Regions from separate parts of the Homo sapiens genome. Here all the other regions are linked to region 3. A link is a loop called in an ENCODE intact Hi-C map of the cell type or tissue named here. Cell type or tissue: endothelial cell of umbilical vein. All regions are shown on one strand.

The links. Peaks named below come from ENCODE experiments on the same cell type or tissue, not always from the same donor. Only the 100,000 strongest peaks of a DNase experiment are listed, where the experiment ranks them.
Region 1: a loop joins it to region 3, with 5 times the contacts of the local background. A loop is called at or near these places in 3 of 110 quality-filtered maps.
Region 2: it touches region 3 in a loop (2.1-fold over the local background); 3 of 110 quality-filtered maps call a loop at or near these places.

Annotation. Positions count from the first base shown.
Region 1 is chr11:128,239,634-128,242,133 of GRCh38, forward strand. LINC02098 (long intergenic non-protein coding RNA 2098) reads left to right here. Exons shown (of 4, transcript NR_146647.1): 4 at 1,645-1,808. Among named protein-coding and RNA genes, the nearest start is that of LINC02098, 32 kb to the left of the region's middle. In endothelial cell of umbilical vein, no CTCF peak of the experiment used is centred here; a DNase peak (open chromatin) is centred at 1,088; H3K27ac peaks cover 1,869 bases.
Region 2 is chr11:128,708,504-128,711,003 of GRCh38, forward strand. All of the region lies in intron 1 of FLI1 (Fli-1 proto-oncogene, ETS transcription factor), which reads left to right. Among named protein-coding and RNA genes, the nearest start is that of SENCR, 14 kb to the left of the region's middle. In endothelial cell of umbilical vein, a CTCF peak has its summit at 1,213; DNase peaks (open chromatin) are centred at 383 and 1,078; H3K27ac peaks cover 2,444 bases.
Region 3 is chr11:128,179,263-128,181,762 of GRCh38, forward strand. LINC02725 (long intergenic non-protein coding RNA 2725) reads left to right here. Exons shown (of 6, transcript NR_183639.1): 5 at 1,198-1,361. Among named protein-coding and RNA genes, the nearest start is that of LINC02098, 28 kb to the right of the region's middle. In endothelial cell of umbilical vein, no CTCF peak of the experiment used is centred here; a DNase peak (open chromatin) is centred at 1,429; H3K27ac peaks cover 1,660 bases.

The sequences.
Region 1 (2,500 bases), 60 kb after region 3:
CCCATCCAGCACTGGATTGAGAACTAGGGGTCAAAAGGCACACTGAACGGTAGACGTGAGGCTTCCTACGTCTCCTATTTCACAGACTTTATGGAAAAGCAGGTTTGGAAATGAATGAACCCAGGATGAAAATTTAAGTCTCTATAAAATATTTTTCATCTACAAAGAAACAACTTTTTCCTCTACCAAAGTTATTTCAGATACATGTGTCTTCATTATGGTCATCTGGGTATTTGTAAGGAATACCACATCCCTTGCATTTCAGGTGTGTTGTGAATTAAAGATTACATTATTTTCCTTTTATCCTTATCATCTCCAAACCTCCTACACAACAATTGCAAAAGAAGTAATACTGCAAACTCTCAAGTCTGTTGTGAGGATTAATTTACTTAGATTACATAAGATATTTAAAACAATAAAAGGTGCTTAATGTATAAAACCTATTATCATAGTTAACTTTTCTTTTAGTCTTATGGCTACATTGTGTAGTAAATATTGTATAATCTGCATTGCATAGTCATACAAAAATGTCATCTTCACAGTACATTTCTAATAACCTGGAAAGCATTCTGTCATTTTCTTAATATTGGCATGATTCTTGGGTTTGGTTAAAAGGGATTAGAAGAGATTCATTCTCCCCATCTCTACTAAAAATACAAAAAAATTAGCCGGGCCTGGTGGCGGGCGCCTGTAGTCCCAGCTACTTGGGAGGCTGAGGCAGGAGAATGGCGTGAACCTGAGAGGCGGAGCTTGCAGTGAGCCGAGATCACGCCACTGCACTCCAGCCTGGGCGACAGAGCAAGACTCTGTCTCAAAAGAAAAAAAAAAAAAAGAAGAAGAAGAAGAGATTCATTCTGTGTTTGGTCTCTTTTCTCCCCTGTTTGAATTTGTCACAGCCCTTTCCCTATACTGAATCTGATTGCTAGGAAACAGTCCGTTGTGAAATATGTCTCAATGTTACACTTATTTGCAATATATTCAGCTTTACTCCATGCTCTGGCATTGTTCTAATGAGATCAATGTATTGCCAAACTGAGTCACTGGTTCCTTCCCTTCTTCCAAAGAAAACAACGGCAATTCCAAGGAATTCTTTTCTTTGTTAGTTTTTAGCCTCCTATTTCATTTCTATTATAAATAGCATCAATTATCTGATGTGTAGCTGACAGAGAAGTTTGCCTCCCATGAATCATTTCATTCAGCTGATTCGGCAAAACATTTGACCATGAACGTGCATGCGTGTGTGTGTGCACAGACTCCAGTGCCTGAGTTTTCGTATAAACTAGATAAAGTCCATTTGTCTCCAGATTAATGATAAACAAGATTAAGAACACAGTTTCTAAGTTTTGTTTCATTTGGGCCTTCTCGAGCTGCATTTAGCCGATACTAAGTTATAATGACCTTTGGAAAGTTCACAAGTTTCCAGGGGTCCAGGATAGTAATTAGCTCTTAATTGTAAAAACAAGTGCTGCTGAAGAACATAAGGTCATAGGAAAATCAGGAATCAGGACTTTGTACAGAAAAAAAAAAGTGAATAAAATAATGTTTATTCATTTATGAATCACTCAGTCATGATTTTCTTTTTATAATATCATCGAAAGAAATAAAATGCCTTGTGTTTAAATTTTCACTATGCTTGTATTTCAGCCTCATCAAGAGATACTACCCCTGATCTTTTCATTTCACTTTCCTCGGGTCTGCCTAAACTCAGTGTCTCTCCTAGAAAACCACCCAACTCATGAAAAACTGTTTGTAAGAAAATGTTCTCAACACAAAGAAATAATAAAGGTTTGAGATGATAAATATGCTAATTACCCTGATCTGATCACTATACATGATATGTATGAAAACATCACTATGTACCTTGTAAAATTATTATACGTCAATTAAAAAAAGGGAAAATGTGTTGTGCTTAATTATAATAAGAAAATTTAAACAGATTGATGAGAATTCAAAGTTTTCACTGATGTGAATATTAGTTAACAGGAAAAAAGAACTCATAAAAACTGTTCCATACTTGTTTTACCCCAAAATGTTAATCCATGCTGTTATAGATACCCTGTGAGACACACAAATGCTTTTCCAACTCATTGATTTCAAATCAAAGGGCAAAATATACATTAGTAATGATGATATGCCAAAACGCTCCTTAATGTGAACATCAGTATTTACGTTTTAATGTCAGTTACAAAGATCCCTGGGCGGGCGCGGTGGCTCACACCTGTAATTCCAGCACTTTCGAAGGCCGAGGCTGGTGGATCATGAGGTCAGGAGATCGAGACCATCCTGGCTAACACAGTGAAACCCCGTCTCTACTAAAAATACAAAAAATTAGCCGGGCTTGGTCGTGGGTGCCTGTAGTCTCAGCTACTTGGGAGGCTGAGACAGGAGAATGGTGTGAACCCGGGAGGCGGAGCTTGCAGTGAGCTGAGACAGCGCCACTGCACTCCAGCCTGGGCAACAGAGCGAGACTCCGTCTCAAAAAAAAAAAAAAAAAAAAAAA
Region 2 (2,500 bases), 530 kb after region 3:
GTCTGAGTTCTGTACCTGGTTTTGCCTTAGGCTGGCTTCGTGACATTGGACAAGTTACTCTCCCCTTCTCAGTGGGTCCATTTACCCAAAAGGATTAAGGCTTCTTGATGATCCTCTTCTTCCATGGATTTGGTAAAAAACTGGAGTAGTGAGTTGCTTTGAGTTTCTTCAAGAAAAGCGTGAATTAATTACTACACTTTGACTAACTACTGGGTGGCTCATTGGATGGCTTTCTTGTTGCCAATGTAACAAGATTGCTGTAAATCATGCGGCATTTCAGATTCCGAGCCTTATTTGGACTTTTTACTAAAGAAAGAGCACCCGCCCCGTCTTTTTATTTGTCAGGCAAAGTTCAGTCAGCCAATATTCAGTTAGCCAAAGTTACCAAATGTGACTTCATGCCCACACAATGTAAATATAATGTGTCAATGCTGTGTGCTGTAAGGTGCTTCTTGCCTAAAAAAGGTGAGACAAAACCTTAGGAAGGCTGGCAGTAAACCTCTGGAGTATTTTGCCAGATTACTGTGACAGTGGCAGAATGATTTTGTGAAAGCCACATGCAGTCTGAAGTTTGGAAATCTAGGTTCAGACCCACTTATTAATTGTGTGGTCTTCGGTCAGATAATAACTTCTCCAATCTCCTTTCCTACCTGTAAAATAATAGTAGTACTGGTAGTAATAATGCATAACGTTAATTTTTCTACCAACCTTACTAATAATAAGAATCAAAAGTAGTATGGAAGTAAAAGCACTTTGTAATTGTAAAGTGCTGTGCAACTGCTAGTTGTTATTATCTTAGTTATTATTCTCATTCAAGTCGATGCATGAATATAACAGATAATAAATGTAACTTAAATCTGTTGGGTTGCTTTTTTCTGGCCTTAGTGATTTCAAAGACTTGCTTGCATGTGGTTAAATTCACCAGTTAGTGACTTATTCATATCTCTTTGCCCATGTAGACACCATCCCCTACAAATGCACAAGTACAGATCAAACATCCCATATTCCTCCTTTCCCTCCCACGTATCCGGCCATTGTTCTACTTGTGAAACTCCCATCCCAATCAATGGGGGGTTTACGTAAAAACCGATGGCAGGATATGAGTGTGGCTTCAGGAATTCCAGGCTTGTGCTGCTGATAAAGAGAGTTGTGTCAAACAGAAAACACCAGAGAAACAAATTCTCTTGTCCAACCTATGCTACAGCACTCCCTTGTGAATAGTTTTAAAACATCCGTCTGGCTGACCAAATACCTATGGCTGCCTCCACCCATACATCTACGCCACCTCTTCTATTATCTTCCCCATGTCCTTGTGGTAATACAGTACAGAACCAGGCTAGAAGTAGGTTAATTCAGAGGGAGATACCAGTAGAACTGAGCTCCCTGATTAAGGGATGTGAATTTAATTGGGTTGTGACAGTCTGTATTAAGTGTAAATGCTACTAATAGGTTTAACTGACTTTGGTGTGAGTGAAGGGACAACAGAACAAAAGAAGTAATTTGCCTTGAAGATGATCCTCTTTTAGTGTTGAAGTCACAAGTGATGGAGGCCCTTCTTTCACTTAACGAGGCCAGGAAAGCTGGGTTGGTCTTTATTCTCATCATGCATCATCAATATTTTAGGAAAGGTCATATTGCTGTCTTTCACGGTACACTGCACAACCAAGTATGATTATGTGACCAGAAGTGAAGGGAAGGAGAACATTTGCCCATATTCTACCCACACTGAAGTAGCTCAAAAATGAAGAGATGAAGAAAGGAAAATGGAGTTGACCATTTCCATTTAAGTGCTCATTCAGACATTTAGTATTAAAATGATGAACTTCTTTTGCAATCTTTTTATTGAACGCATTGAACTAGGTATTAGGGTGTTATCCTTGGCCAACAGAATTGGGATTTCAAAGTTCATGAGGCCGAACATTGAACTGCTCAAACACTAGTCTGTAGTTCCTAGGGACCACAATCTAGCTAAGATCAGCCCTACTGCTTTTTCTCCATGACAACAAATCACCACCAAGACCGAGATGCTGTATTGAAAGAGCATGCTGTGTTTTTCCACACTAACACCACAGAGTGAAGGTAAAGAGATTAGAGAGCATCTCAAATTTATATTTCAAATTATGAAGAACATCTGACACAATGAAAGCAAATGCAGCCTTGCAGAAAATTTATTTGTCTATCTTTGTGATGTTGGATTGTATAAAGGGTTTGGACATACTCATTGTCCTACCACCTTAACTACATAAAAAAATATAATCTCTTCAGCTACTAAGTTTCTGATTTTGCATTTGATATGGGAGCAATAGTATTTTATTGGGCTACACAAGGTTCCAAAATCTCTCTTTTGAAGATATTCATGTGTAGGAAACTCTGTAACAGATATAGCTCTTGCACAATTTTTAGGAGAAGAGATTTGGGAAACTTTATCAGTTTTTCTCAACCTTTTTAACTCTATCTTAAAGTCCAAGGAAAGTGAAAGATTAAGAAAACTTTCCTTATC
Region 3 (2,500 bases):
TAATTGCACACATGCTGCAATACAGAGAAAAACATTATAAATCAATTAGGCTATTACAGCAACATTGTGCTCTGTAACTAGAGAACTAGGCCTTGTGTTGCATAGTGGGAGACAGGAGCACCTGATTCTCCTTGCAATGGCCTTGGATAATTACTTACATCGTTGCATTTGATTGTCTCACCTCCAATGCAGGTTTCCAGGAAGATTTGTTTACTGATCTTTCTTAAGGGATTTGATTTCCTGGATTGGCAGGTGTCATGTTGCTGGAGGAAGACAGTGGCTTAAAAGTATTATTGAATAAAACACACATGTAAGTGTTTGATGCTCATGCTGTCTTCAACAGTCAAGGTCAGAGCTTAGTTGGTGCTTTGGGCCAGAGTTACAGGAGCAAGGGGAATGTGAAACCATGAAGTAGCTGTGGAGTTGGCAATGTCCCCAAATGCCCAAGGCTTAGGAGACATTTATATGGGCATAATAGAAATCAGATGAGCTGGATTTTGGGGAGGTGGAGAGAGGGAGAGTGGAGAGAGGGGACTGTAAAAGGTACTTAGTATTCTCTATTTCTCCTCCTTGCTGTCTTTGTTTTAACTTTCATGGGAAGTGAACTTATAGAGAAACTTATAAGTGAACTCGAATGTGCTTCTGGAGATAAATCTTTCACATTTTTACAGTCCACAGAGGAGGGGGTAGGCAAGAGAAAGAGGCCAGAGTTTTACTAAAGATAAAGGAAATGTTGTAAAAGAAGGTAAATATGGATTTTAGAAGAAGCCTCTAATACAATTGTTGGATAGTCAACGAGTTTGTTGGAAATTTGCAAAGCTCATCTGGATAATTTGGATGAGAATGTTGCCATCAGGACTAATGTTATTTGAAAGGGAATGCAGACATGTTGTGATCAACTTTTCTCTAATTATGCCATGTGTTAATTTTGTCTTGTCACACAGTTGTCCTCAATCCTGGCTGCACATTAAGTGATGTGGGAAGCTTCATAAATAGAGCAATGTTCCTAGGATCTCTGGAGGTGGGACTTAGGCATTGGCATTCTTTAAAATTTCTCCAGATCATTCTCTTATGCAGTAGTGTTAAGAGCAGAGAACTATAACCAAGATCTTGAAATCAGGAACTTCGATACATACATAAATTATCCCATTGAGCCCCTGGATGTTCATATGTATTATCTCTGTTTAATATTCACAGTTTGTCTCCATGAGGTCATACAGCTGCTTGAGGTTGCTCGGAGAGTAAGAAGCAGAATGAGAACTAGAACAGAAGCTCACTTTGGCCTGAAGGCTCATGTGCTGAGCATCTTCCCTTGTCTGTCTCCACCCCTAGCCTGGTGCCCAGCATGTAGAAGACCTTCAGTAAGTACCAGGTTGCTGACTAAGTAACTGAGGAAATGACTCACAATTGGACCATTCCCATGCTGAAATTCCACAAGAATCTTGTTATCGCCTGCACATTGCTTAGGCAAACATAATTCTAGACAAAAATGGAACCCCAGAAATCTCAGTCAACATCCCTCACTCAAAGCCTAGCACCTGGCTTCCTTCTAACAGTGCCCTCTGTTGAGTGTTCACCTGGGATTTCCAGGACTGCAGCTGCTGTCTCTTTATAAACCCAGGCCTGGGTCACAGGGTGGGGAGAAAACAATGAGTGTTTTGGTTGTTTGGTGATATCCGGTGCCACTTTGTGCCGCTTGTTGCAAATTCAGTCCCATTTCCTGTGAACTGCCTCCTTGGGCTTGACTCCCCAGCACCATACAGGGGCTTCAGGGACACTTGGAAAACAATCTGTGCTCTGACCTCGGTGTCCCTGGACCTATCAATTGCCTAAGGCAGGGAGACTGCTCATACTTCAAGTAGTGGCCTGGGGACAAGATGGATCAGGAAGTAGAAAATAGAAAAGGATGGGGGTGAGGAGCCAGGGCAGGAGAGGAAGGTTATAAGGAGGAACAATGAGAGATGGACAGCTTTTTATTCTCTACAGAATGGGCTGTTTCCTAGACGTCACGGGATCATCATGTGGTGGAGATTGCAAGAGGCCAGTTTGGGGGTGAGGAGGGATTGCCGAGTACATATTTTATCACTGTGATGTGACTCAAGGGCGTCATTCCCTGTAAACAACTTTTGAGTAGGAGGGTTTTCTCTGGATAAGAAATTAACCAGTTAGCAGTCAAGAAATGGCAAAAGCTCAAGTAACAATTCTGTATACTTAACAAAATACTGTTAAACTCATTCATTCATTCGTTCAGCAGAAGTATGTCCAGGTACATCTCTGTACAAGGCATTGGGCTGATTGTCAGTTATATAGCAGCCTCCAAGAACAACATCATATTCGACCCCAGGAACTATAGTCCAGTGGGAAACACAGACATTGAACAAAAAGTACAATGTGAAGAATATAGTAGGAGGAAAGAAACAGGAGCATGCATTATGTCATTTATTATTATTTTTATTTGAGACAGAGTCTTGCTGTCAGCCAGGCTACAGTACAGTGACAT